Linked DNA regions of Homo sapiens: region 1 is linked to region 2. A link is an interaction called in ENCODE POLR2A ChIA-PET data of the cell type or tissue named here. Cell type or tissue: PC-9. All regions are shown on one strand. Each heading gives the region's core, and the rest is flanking DNA. Links, peaks and the distances in the headings are about the cores only.

Region 1 (5,000 bases), core at 1-5,000, 440 kb after region 2:
GGCCTTAAAGATTCCTGAAAACTCCTACCACAGGACATGAATAAATTCCTGACCAGGCTAAAAAGCTTTCTCTCCTATCTACTCTCTGTAAACTTTTGCCTTCTAGGAGACAAGAGGAAAAGGTAGGGGAGAGGGAGGGGCCTGAATGATGTACCCTCTACCAGATCCTGCAAAGCTGGCTACACAAAGGGCTAGCTGAGCCTCCAGCAATGATCTATTGCTGAGAGACCTTGGGTTGAACAGTTTCTCTAGGCCCCTTCCCTAGCTCCCGTGAGCTCTGCTCAGAGGCCTGAGTCAATTCTATGGGTCACTGCTCAGTGAAGGAGCAAAGTGGCCTCTTGGAACAGAGAGGCTCAGCTAAGGTTGTAGAAAGTGAGAGTCCAGAATTTGGATGGGTGGATAACTGCAATGAGGAAAAAATGAGAGGCCCAGTCCTTTCTGTTCACAGGCAACAAGAAGTATAAAGGATACTTTACTCTTCCTGGACTACAGAAATTACTTTTCCAAACAGGGATGGGAAAATTGATTACAAATCATTCAGGGTGACAAAGGACCATGTCCCTTCAAAGAAAGCCACAGGAAGCCAGATCCCTACAATCAAGTAATAGCAACGCTTTTCCCCTAGTCTCCAGAGTCTCTTAGTAAAGATAGAATCATAGGTTCAGATGCCAACAACTGCTGGCAGAATGGCTCTGTTCAGAGTAAGCCCTCCATGACAGTACCTTAGAGAGCTGAGTAAATATTTACAATCTCTAGGAGCTCCTGAACTAATTTTTCTAATACTAAGACTACCTGACCATGGTTTCCATGAGAGCAGCAGCAGATGAAATGGGGGAGAAAGGGGGGGAAGGCCTTTCTCTTTCCCAGTATATACCCAAAGCTGGAGACTCAAGCTGGAGGAACCCCTCTAACCTTTCCATTTCCCCTCCCTCAGCCAGGTGGATATAGAGTCTGGTAAAAAGCATACAGTGGCTGGGTGTGGTGGCTCACGCCTGTAGTCCCAACACTCTGGGAGGCTGAGGGGGGCGAATCACGAGGTTAGGAGATCGAGAGCAGCCTGGCCAACATGGTGAAACCCCATCTCTACTAAAAATACAAGAATCAGCCGGGTGTGGTGGCGCACACTTGTAGTCCCAGCTACTCGGGAGGCTGAGGCAGGAGAATCGCTTGAACCCGGGAGGCGAAGGTTGCAGGGAGCTGTCGCGCCACTGCACTCCAGCCTGGGTGACGGAGCGAGAATCCATCTCCCCACAAAAAAAAGCATACAGTAAATACTGCTCCCTATGGGAAGTGGCCTTAAACACCAAATTCCCCATCTTCAGAAAAGGAAGATACAATCTAACTCATAAAATCCCCAAGGACAGCTGGGTGCGGTGGCTCACGCCTGTAATCCCAGCACTTTGGGAAGCTGAGGCAGGAAGATCACGAGGTCACGACTTCGAGAGCAGCCTGGACAACATGGTGAAACCCCATCTCTACTAAAAATACAAAAATTAGCTGGGCGTGGTGGTGCACACCTGCAGTCCCAGCTACTTGGGAGGCTGAGGCAGGAGAATCGCTTGAACCCAGGGGGCGGAGGTTGCAGTGAGCCGAGATCGCACCACTACACTCCAGCCTGGGAGACAGAGCAAGACTGCATCTGCAAAAAAAAAAAAAAAAAAAAAAAAAAAAAAAAGCATTCGGTAAATACTGCTCCCTATGGGAAGTCAGTGGCCTTAAAAGACTAAATTCTGGCCCGGCACGGTGGCTCATTCCTGTAATCCCAGCACTTTAGGAGGCCGAGGTAGGTGGATCATGAGGTCAGGAGTTCGAGACCAGCCTAACATGGTGTACGAGGTCAGGAGTTCAAGACCAGCCTGACCAACATGGTGAAACCCTGTCTCTACTAAAAATACAAAAAAATTAGCCGGGCATGGTGGTGCGTGCCTTTACTCCTAGCTACTCAGGAGGCTGAGGCAGGAAAATCGCTTGAATCTGGGAAGTGCAGGTTGCAGTGAGCCGAGATGATGCCACTGCACTCCAGTCTGGGCAACACAGTGAGACTCCATCTCAAAAAAAAAAAAAGACTAAATTCCTCATTTTCAGAAAAGGAATATACAATCTAACTCATAAAATCCCCAAGGATGGCCAGGCACAGTGACTCACGCCTGTAATCCCAGCACTTTCGGAGGCCGAGGCAGGTGGATCACCTGAGTTCAGGAATTTGAGACCAGCCTAGCCAATGTGGTGAAACCCCGTCTCTACTAAAAATGCAAAAAAAGTAGCTGGGTGTGGTGGTGGGCTTCCGTAATCCCAGCTACTTGGGAGGCTGACGCAGGAGAATCGCTTGAACACAGGAGGCAGAGGTTTCAGTTAGCTGAGATCACGCCATTGCACTACAGCCTGGGTAACAAGAGGGAAACTCCGTTTAAAAAAAAAAAAAAAATCCCCAAGGACTCACGTAGGTGAGGAGTTATTGAACAAGCTGCGTTCAAAGTATTCCACAACCATGAGTCACTGGTATATGAAATTATGATTTGTAAGGGGACAAAAACTAGAAGTGACTCAAAGCCCAGTCCCTGGAGACTCCTCACATATGTATATGAATTATTCCTTGGGGAAAACCAGGTAGAGACATACCTCTAACCAAATGCAACCCTGAGACCTATCCAGCGCTTAAGAGGAAGCTCTGGCCAGGCTCGGTGGCTCATGCCTGTAATCCCAGCAATTTGGAAGGCCAAGGCAGGTGGATCACCTGAGGTCAGGAGTTCGAGACCAGCCTGGCCAACATGGTGAAACCCATCTCTACTAAAAATACAAAAATTAGCCAGGAGTGGTAGTGCCTGTAATCCCAGCTACTCTGGAGGCTGAGGCAGGAGAATCGCTTGAACCCGGGAGGCAGAGGTTGCAGTGAGCCAAGATCGCGCCACTGCACTCCAGCCTGGGCGACAGAGGGAGACTCTGTCTCAAAAAAAAAAAAAAAAAAAAAAAAGTTAAAAAAAGACGCGGGGCCAGGTGCGGTGGCTCAAGTCTGTAATCCCAGCACTTTGGGAGGCCGAGGTGGGCGGATCATGAGGTCAGGAGATAGAGACCATCCTGGCTAACATGGTGAAACCCTGTCTCTACTAAAAATGCAAAAAATTAGCCGGGCGTGGTGGCAGGCGCCTGTAGTCTCAGCTACTCGGGAGGCTGAGGCAGGAGAATGGTGTGAACCCGGGAGGCAGAGCTTGCAGTGAGCCAAGATCCCACCACTGCACCACTCCAGCCTGGGCGACAGAGTGAGACTCCATCTCAAAAAAAAAAAAAAAAAAAAAGAGGACGCTCTTGGGCCTCCCACTTTCAGCCTGATTTAAAAGTGATTGGTCCCTCTTTGGCAGAAGAAAAACCAGGAGCTACCAAGGCTCATGAGATTAGGAACTACATGTTCTAAACTCCTTCAATCTCTGGCACTATTTTTATCTCATTCCCTCCCCAAATTGGGATGGGAATGGGCAAGAAGACTTCCGCCTTCAAAGGGAAAAACAGGGCCAAAGAGAAGAAAGGATATACCAAATGTTCCCTAGGGTAGTAGAGTTAAGAGTTCCTGCCTGGGATGCTCTTGACCAGTGCTTCCTACTCCAAATCTCTAAAGGTCTTTCCTAATCACACCCAATTATAATGACCTGTCTCTTCACTACTCTAACTAGTTTCTTTTGTTTATTGTTTTTGTTTTTTTACCTTCTTGTGGGCGTGTTAAATGAAGCCATTAGATGATAAGCTTCGAAAGGCAGACCTTGGATGTCCTCCAACCTGTTTTCCTATCAGACCCAGCACACAGTAAGCATATATGGTCAGGAAACTACCTCTGTGTTCCTGGGCAATAGGTAGGTCTGTGATGGGAAAATAACCAAGCCAGAACAAGCAGAGGTCAGTCGATCAACACCAAGTTTTCATAACTTCTGTGTGCAGAGATCTGTGGGGAGACCCAGAGGAAGAAGCCAGTAAGTCTTGCCCTTAGAGACCCTCTGGTCTAGTGGGGATAACCGAACCACACACATTGGGAAAAAAATAGTGTGGCAAGTCTTGCTAGAAAATTCAAATGCAAAGGACAAAGGGCAAAGAAGGGGGAGCTTGAGACATACTGGGAAACATCCACATTATGGAGATCAGAAAAAAAGAAAGACCCTCCCTCCCCCTTTTCCCTGGAAACAGTTGGAAGTTCACTCTCAGTATAAAAAAAGCCAGAAAATGCATGCTTCCCCTCTTCGATGGTCCCCTCCTGCTGCATCATTTCATTTAGTAGCAAACACGTCACTGCTCAGAAGAACAGGATGCTGTACTATTCAGTGAATTGAATTAAAGCAGAGACACAATGACGCCTCTAAGAATCAGGGTGGGGATTTCAACCCCTGGGTCTTTTGCCCTCCACTCAAACTGATGGAGGGATCAAAGGCAGTCCATTATTGACTTTCTATACTTCTAGAGCTCCAGTGTTAGTACACAGGGATCAAGAAATGTTTTGACAATGACAGTGGCCATTTCTTAAAAAGTAAATAATTCCAATTGCCAGGCAGTCCTAAAGTCATTCTCACCTGTTTTGGGAATACATTGTTCACATTCATAATTATATCTACCTTAGCTGATAACTACAGACAGCAGAAAACAAACTGATTTACCTGAATGCCCACAGAATTATGAGGGAAAAGCATGACGGGAAGGCAGACTGCAAGTAGACATTTGCTGGTGGAAAATCCACAAAGTTACTATCCAGCCACTTCTTGATTCACAAAGTTCATTTTGGCATGTATGTTCTACCATCTTGTATCTGACCCATTTTTTCAAATCTAAATTCTGAATTTCACCTGTCTGCCTGCCCACCCTCTAATAGCTGATAAAGTTAGAAGCTGGGAAACAGCCAGTGAAGAGCTAAGGCCTGTTAATGTACTCATCCTGTCCCTGGATAACCACCGAGTTGAATATTAGGCCTTACAAACAGTTAAGCAATCACGTCTCAGCTCTGGATCTCATATTCTTTTTTTTTT
Region 2 (7,424 bases), core at 1-5,000:
TTCACTAAGCTATACTGGGATCTTTTCCTGTAGGTGGCTCGTAAGTTGGTGATCATTGAAGGAGACTTGGAACGCACAGAGGAACGAGCTGAGCTGGCAGAGTCGTGAGTATCTAGCTCCCCAAATCTTGTCATTACCAATTTATCCCTTCCCCTTTGGCTTGGGCACTAATATGAATAAATTAGCATTCCTTCAACCTTGTTAAACAGGGCCTAGGGAATGGGAGTCATCTATAGTGCTTTTTTAGGCCCAAGAATGGTTTTAGGCTTCCTTATTCTCCTGACTAGTGACAAGTGACAAAAGAGGCTTTCTTATTTTTTGTTGGTAGGGTTTACAAATTGAGAGCAAATAAGGACTAATACATGGTGAACAGTTAATTGGAAGATCCTACTGGGTCCTTCCACCTGGGGTGGAAGACATCAAAGTGGCTATCCTGATTTAAGATCTAGTGTCTGGCTGGGTGTGGTGGCTCAAACCTGTAGTCCCAGCTACTTAGTATGCCAAGGCAGGAAGGTTGCTTGAACCCAGGAGTTGGAGGCCAGCCTGGGCGTCATAGGGAGACCCTGTCCCTAAAACAAATAAATTTAAAAAAAAAATCTGGTGTCTGTTTTGGCCACTTTGCCAATCTGCTAGGGAACCTTAGGGCAAGGGTAGATATTAACTGCTCTCCCGTCGGTACCTTCTGGGCCTTGATTAACAAAGTCAGTGCTGAATGCATATGTATTTGTGCTTCCCTCTTACATTCCCGTCTGCCAGACATAACATATCATGACCATGGTGGTGTTCTCTTCCCATTTTTTGAATTTTTTTTTTTCGTTTTGCTGCTTGTTTTCTTGCTGTGTTCCTTTTTGACCTTTCTCCCTCCCCACAACCTGGCTTGTGCCATCCCCGTGACTATCACTAACAGCCGTTGCCGAGAGATGGATGAGCAGATTAGACTGATGGACCAGAACCTGAAGTGTCTGAGTGCTGCTGAAGAAAAGGTACTAACCATTAAGCCCACAGCAAGGTTATATATGTGGTGTGGTTTTGTTTTGTTTTGTTTTTGTTTTGCAGCTGCCTCCCCTCCACTTGATTTTGTTGAGTGCTGTCTCATCTCTTCATGGAATGCTCCATTCTTTTCCACTTACTTGGCATCTTTCATCTCTTCTTTCCTAGTTGCTTCACTGCCTCTCCACAGGGTCTCCTTCCTTTGGGTGATTTGGGGGACTGTTTGGGTTGGGCATTTGTTCCCACCTCCACCCCAGGTAGCAGTTATGACTTGTTCCTGGTAGTGGATTTCTCTCAAGTGCTTTATTAGTATTCAAACATTTTTGAGCCCAGGAAGGTCTAGCTCCTGACACGTTCTATGGTAGAGGGAGGAGGGTTGATGCTTGCTCAGGTTACTTGGGAACATCTCTTCCCCAGTATGCCTTCCAACTCTCTCTACATATAGGTTCAATTCACGTCTATGTGTCTCTCTCCCTTTTTTTATTCTCTTCCTTTTCCCTTTTCCTCTCCTGTGGTATTTAAAATATTCACAGTAAGTGTTCTGAGCTGGAGGAGGAGCTGAAGAATGTCACCAACAACCTCAAGTCTCTTGAGGCTCAGGCGGAGAAGGTAGGGGCTGGTTTGTGAAAGTGACAGGCTTTGGGGCCTGGGCCCAGCCCTGCCCTTGATGAAAGACTGGAGACACGCATTCCATATATAATCCAGTGAGGCGTGTCCTCTTCCTACCTCCTTACCATGTATTCAGGTTCTGGGTTTAATGCTATTTTCTGTGCACTTTGATTGCTTTAATTAAAATAACTTCTTGGTCTCAGGTTACTGGAGTCATGTGCTCCTTAGGCTGATACTGCTGTGCTGAAAAGCAATAATCAAGGGCCCTAACAGGCTTTCTAGCAGACAGATGGGGGCAACAGACAGAATCAGCTCTGAGACCTAATGAGCAATCAAGACAGATGACTTCACTTTGCCATCATGTGGGTGTGTTTCAGTCATGTGACCTTGGGGTGCTACTACTCTTGCTCATCAAGCAGGGGAAAGGAAAAACACCTCCTTGGGTTGATCTGAATAATATCAAAGCTTAGATCCATCTTAAAAAGTCATGGAGAATTTTAACCTGAGGATCTCATGGCTCTAAAGACATAGATTTCTGAATTTCAAGGACCTATTGTCCAGAGCCAGGCCTTGCTCTTACTCTTGGACCATTCAGCACATTTAGTGCAAGAGGATATTCAATGTAAGTTAAATGTAGGGAGGGGGGTATTGCCTGTGTGACTAATTTCTACTCTGAAATTTTTAATCTACTTATCTTACAGTACTCTCAAAAAGAAGATAAATATGAGGAAGAAATCAAGATTCTTACTGATAAACTCAAGGAGGTGAGCTGAGGGGATTTATAGGGCAGAACCCAAAACATTTAGAGGTATATAAGGCATTAATATGGATTTAAACTGGCTGGTTTGGGTTCTGAAAGGTCCAGAAGTAGAAGGTGGAAGAAATAGAGATTGTTCTTCTTTGTCTTCATCTCTGGTTCTGACTAATTTCATATTTCCCCCAGGCAGAGACCCGTGCTGAGTTTGCTGAGAGATCGGTAGCCAAGCTGGAAAAGACAATTGATGACCTGGAAGGTATGGAACCTGGAGTAGGGATTGAAATAGAGAAATATAGAGGAAGACTGCCCATTAACCATTAATCTCTTTTTCTGTACACCAAAGGAAGTTGGTAGTGACTTGGCATGTATTAATATCATGTGCACTGTCCTATGCCACAGCTAGGCAAAGTGGGTCAAACTCTAGAATTGGTTTTTTAAATTTAATCTTTTCCTTTAAGAAGACTTTACCAAATAGTCTGCAATTTGTACCCTTCCCTTTTGAGGAGAATGATAATGGCTGCATTTACCTCCAATTTATTAGTCTTAAACCTTTAGTCTGTGGGTTTAAATGGAAGCCATGATTTCAGAAGGGCAAGATGTATGTCATTTCATGGCTACTTTCCACAGTTCTTTTTGCCACTCAAGTTGTCGGGTATTTATCCAATAAATGAAGTTGTGGAATAACCATATCTGAACATTGACCAATGTCAGGAGCTTTCTAAATACTTTCTGTCCCTGCAAGTTGGTAACTGCCATCCACCCTGACAAGGGAACGTACTCTTTGCTTTGAGAACTCTGATGTATGCTCCTTTGGTACACTCTCTTGGCAGAGTTGCAGGGGCAGCCTGTGGAGCAGAGGGGCCACTAATAGGTTCACATTTTGTAGGCAGAGAAGTGTCTGAATATGGATATATACTCTCTCCCTTTGCTATTTTTGTTCAATTAAGTGTTATCACTGCTAGGAATTGGGTACCTGGATGGGAGTGGTATCCTCTTGAGTGCTTTTGGTAATAGGAATTTCTAGTTATGACTGTGCCCAGGTTCTCAGCCCTTGCTGCAGTCGATTTGGAGTATCAAGAAAGGAAGTTGGTCATAGGAGAGAGTAGATCTGAAAATGTCCAGTCATGGTTGCCAGAGTAGATATTTTCCTAACTGTGGTATTAGACCCACAGTCACACTTTCCTAATTTCTAATGATTCCCTCTCTTCATCTGCTTCTGAAACTCTTCACTCTGTCCCCTCATTCCTCCCTGTGGTTCCTGTGCCTGTCCAGATGAGCTCTATGCCCAGAAACTGAAGTACAAGGCCATTAGCGAGGAGCTGGACCACGCCCTCAATGACATGACCTCTATGTAACTATCTGACAGTAGAGTGGGGCTGGGATCTTGGCTTGTGGGTGGATGGGGGTACAAGCTATGCATAGTGGTGTGCTTTGGTTTTATCCTTTGGAAACTAGAATCTCCACCCTTATCTTTGAAACATTGGTGCTGGTTATTTGTTTGGCAAAAGCTTTGGAGGCATGGCCGGGCGCGGTGGCTCACGCCTGTAATCCCAGCACTTTGGGAGGCCGAGGCAGGTGGATCACGTGAGGTCAGGAGTTGGAGACCAGCCTGGCCAACATGGTGAAACCCCGTCTCTACTAAAAATACAAAAAGTAGCCAGGCATGGTGGCAGTGCACCTGTAATCCTAGCTACTCAGGAGGCTGAGCCAGGAGAATCGCTTGAATCTGGGAGGCAGAGGTTACAGTGAGCCAAGATGTGCCACTGCATTTCAGCCTGGGCAACAGAGTGAGACCCCATCTCAAAAAAAAAAAAAAAGAAAAACATTAAAGGCTGGGCGTAGTGGCTCACACCTGTGATCCCAGCACTTTGGGAGGCTGAGGTGGGCGGATGACTCGAGGCCAGGAGTTCAAGACCAGCCTGGCCAACATGGCAAAACCCTGTCTCTACTAAAAAATATTTAAAAAATTAGTTGGGCTTGGTGGCGCATGTCTATAATCCCAACTACTCGGGAGGCTAAGGCAGGAGAATCACTTGAAACCAGGAGATGGAGGTTGCAGTGAGCCGAGATAATGCCACTGCACTCCAGTCTGGGTTGAAGAGCAAGACTGTCTAAGAAAAAAAAGCTCTGGAGGCAATTAATCTTGGATCAGAAGGAGAACCCTGACTGACTTGTAATTTTTATATTTTGTATTCATAGTTTCTTCATTATACTGTGATTTTTCTATTTGCTTCTCAAATTTAGTCTTCTCAGAAGGGATACTGCTAGAGGTAGAATCCATACAACTAAGGAAATAGGGCCCACAGAGCCAGTAACTTGGGCCCTGACACATTAAGACAAAATTCAGGCCTCCTGGGTGTGTTTAATTGGTTCCCTGATATTAAAGTTCAGGGAACTACCCAAGATGGGAAATACCAAATTCACCTAAGAATTGAGCTGAGTCCCAGAAGCAAGCCAAGTGATAAACAGCACCAAAAAGAGTTGTTGGGGCTTCATCTGTTTGCTGTGGATCCCTGATCCTTGATGCTAATCTGCCTCTTTGTATCTTTCCCACTAACCCTGAAAAGAAGCCACATTTCTCAGGCTGAAGTGTCTGGCTCTCTTTTATTATTCCTGCTGCCACCTCTTCCTTTTTTTCCTCTTCCTTTTTCCCAGTTTGCTATCTAGATTGATGCTAGTCCTTCTCACCTAGAGTATCCTTACTTTTTCATACAGATAATTATCACCGTTTCTGCTCTGTTCTGGATCTGCCCCCTTTACTCCTCGGGGAACCCAAGGCCCCACTCTCGCTCTGGATTCCATTTGGGTCAGCCTGGCTGGTCCCCAAGGCATTAGGATGGGGGAGCAAAAAGCAACTTATGTATTTTCTTCCACCCCCACCCCAAATTAAAATGTTAAGCTGCTGGAAACCTCATGCCACCCTGCATTTGTGTCATTGACAAAGCTGTTGCTGTCCCTAAGAAGGAGCCTTGGGGGTGTGATGTGGGGAAGAGCTATTGTAGGCTCCCCCTCCTCTGACTTATGTAATCAAAGCCACTTTTGTGTGTGTCTATTTTTTCTTGACATTTAAACTCAGCTGATCTGATTCTACCAGAGTGATGGATTTAGTACAGGTTACTCAGGATAGTAATTTTAGTTATACTCCTCAAGCTGAACAAGATTAAATTCCTTATTTCCAGGTTCTTAAATCATCCTGCCTGCAGTGTTTCCATTCTCTCTTCAGGTATTCCTCCTTTGGTGTGGTGTCATTGAGAAGCCATTGAAGTGACTCTCAATACACATTCTGTACCCTTTTACCGGTGGTTCAAATGGTGCATCCTCAGAACACCCAGTGAACCCAATACATTATTGCTAAGATTGACTAATTATGTCAACTCCAGTCACAGAAAAATACACAATGGATAGAATTCTGGACGGTTTTTTTACTTTTTCTTCTTTAAACCTTTCTTACATATTTGAGACTTGCTACCATTTGCCTGCTAGTGTGTGACTAGTGGGATATAAGATAAGTGATAAATTATTATTGGGAAAACTAAAATGACCAATCATGCATATTTCAAATAATGTGCATATGAGGCTAATGATTTATTACATACATAAATTTCTGCTAGTAAAATTTTCCTTGGTTCATATTGTGGAATTAAATATCAACATTTTAGAAATTCCCATTATAGGCCGGGCGTGGTAGCTCACGCCTATAATCCCAGCACTTTGGGAGGCTGGGGCAGGTGGATCACCTGAGGTCATGAGTTCGAGACCAGCTCGGCCAACATGGTGAAACCCCGTCTCTACTAAAAATACAAAAATTAGCTGGGCATGGTGGGTGGGTGCCTGTAATCCCAGCTACTCGGGAGGCTGAGGCAGGAGAATCGCTTGCACCTGGGAGGCGGAGGTTGCAGTGAGCGGAGATCGCGCCACTGCATTCCAGCCTGGGCAACAGAGAGACTCCATCTCAAAAAAAAAAAAGGAATTCGCATTCCAATTTACACAGCAGAGATTTCTTAATAGTATAGCTGTGAATTATACTAATCCAAGCACGTAAGTGTTGTTCACTTAGTACTTTAGTTTCCCAGCAGGGTATGTATTTAAAATTTGCTTTTCTTTTAGCTGGGTGCAATGGCACTTGCCTGTACTGCCTGTAGCTTCTTGGGAGGCTGAGGCAGGAGGATTGCTTGAGCCCAGGAGTTCTGCACTGTAGTGTGCTATGCAGGTCAGATGTCCTCACTAAATTTGGCATCAGTATGGTGACCTCCTGGGAGTGGAGAACAACAAGGTTGCCTAAGAAGGGGTGAACTGGCCCAGGTCGGAAATGGAGCAGGTCAAAATTCCTGTGCTGATCAGTAGTGGGATTGCACCTATAAATAGCCACTGTAGTACTCCAGCCTGGGCAACACAGCAAGATTCCATCTGTTAAAAACACTTTTGCTCTTCTTTTAAACAGATATAATCAGGTAGGGAAGTTTTCCTTAATCTAAAACTTTAAGTCATATCAAATTCACGTTTCCTTTTGTCCATTCCATTTCTTACTGCCGCATAGCCTTTGAGATTAAGGTTCAGATTCATTTATTCAGCTGACACTTCCTGGTATCTTCTAGGTATAGGATATTAAGATGGAGACAGAAATAAAGATGGAGGCACCATTCCTACTCTCAAGTTGCTTAGAATCTACTAGGAGAGAAAACATACATAAAGCTACAGATACTGTGTGATGAATGCCACAAATAATAGTGTTATGGGAATTGAGTAGAGGGGACGAGATTGATCCTAGTGGGAATGAATTGGAAAAACTCATGGAAGAAGGCATGTAATGGGTACTTCATAAACATGTTAAAACTTTTTTCTTTTTTTCTTTTTTTTTTTTTTTTTGAGACGGAGTTTGACTCTTGTCACCTAGGCTGGAGTTCAGTGGCCTGATCTCAGCTCACTGCAACCTCTGCCTCCTGGGTTCAAGCAGTTCTCCCACCTCAGCCTCCCGAGTAGCTGAGATCACAGGCGCCTGCCACCACACCCAGCTAATTTTTGTATTATTAGTAGAGGTGAGGTTTCACCATGTTGGCCAGGCTGGTCT

What was found. Peaks named below come from ENCODE experiments on the same cell type or tissue, not always from the same donor. Only the 100,000 strongest peaks of a DNase experiment are listed, where the experiment ranks them.
Region 1: POLR2A ChIA-PET joins it to region 2 with 7 read pairs; 3 of 35 experiments call an interaction of 5 or more read pairs at or near these places.

The regions. Positions count from the first base shown.
Region 1 is chr1:153,729,873-153,734,872 of GRCh38, reverse strand. All of the region lies in intron 1 of INTS3 (integrator complex subunit 3), which reads right to left. Among named protein-coding and RNA genes, the nearest start is that of INTS3, 4.3 kb to the right of the region's middle. RefSeq lists an enhancer at 627-1,126. In PC-9, for the core only: no CTCF peak of the experiment used is centred there; a DNase peak (open chromatin) is centred at 2,492; H3K27ac peaks cover 1,141 bases.
Region 2 is chr1:154,165,588-154,173,011 of GRCh38, reverse strand. It overlaps TPM3 (tropomyosin 3), which reads left to right. Exons shown (of 10, transcript NM_152263.4): 5 at 34-104; 6 at 1,524-1,599; 7 at 2,301-2,363; 8 at 2,543-2,612; 9 at 3,629-3,707; 10 at 5,072-7,424. The coding sequence ends at 5,075. It also overlaps the pseudogene RN7SL431P. Among named protein-coding and RNA genes, the nearest start is that of NUP210L, 14 kb to the right of the region's middle. In PC-9, for the core only: no CTCF peak of the experiment used is centred there; no DNase peak of the experiment used is centred there.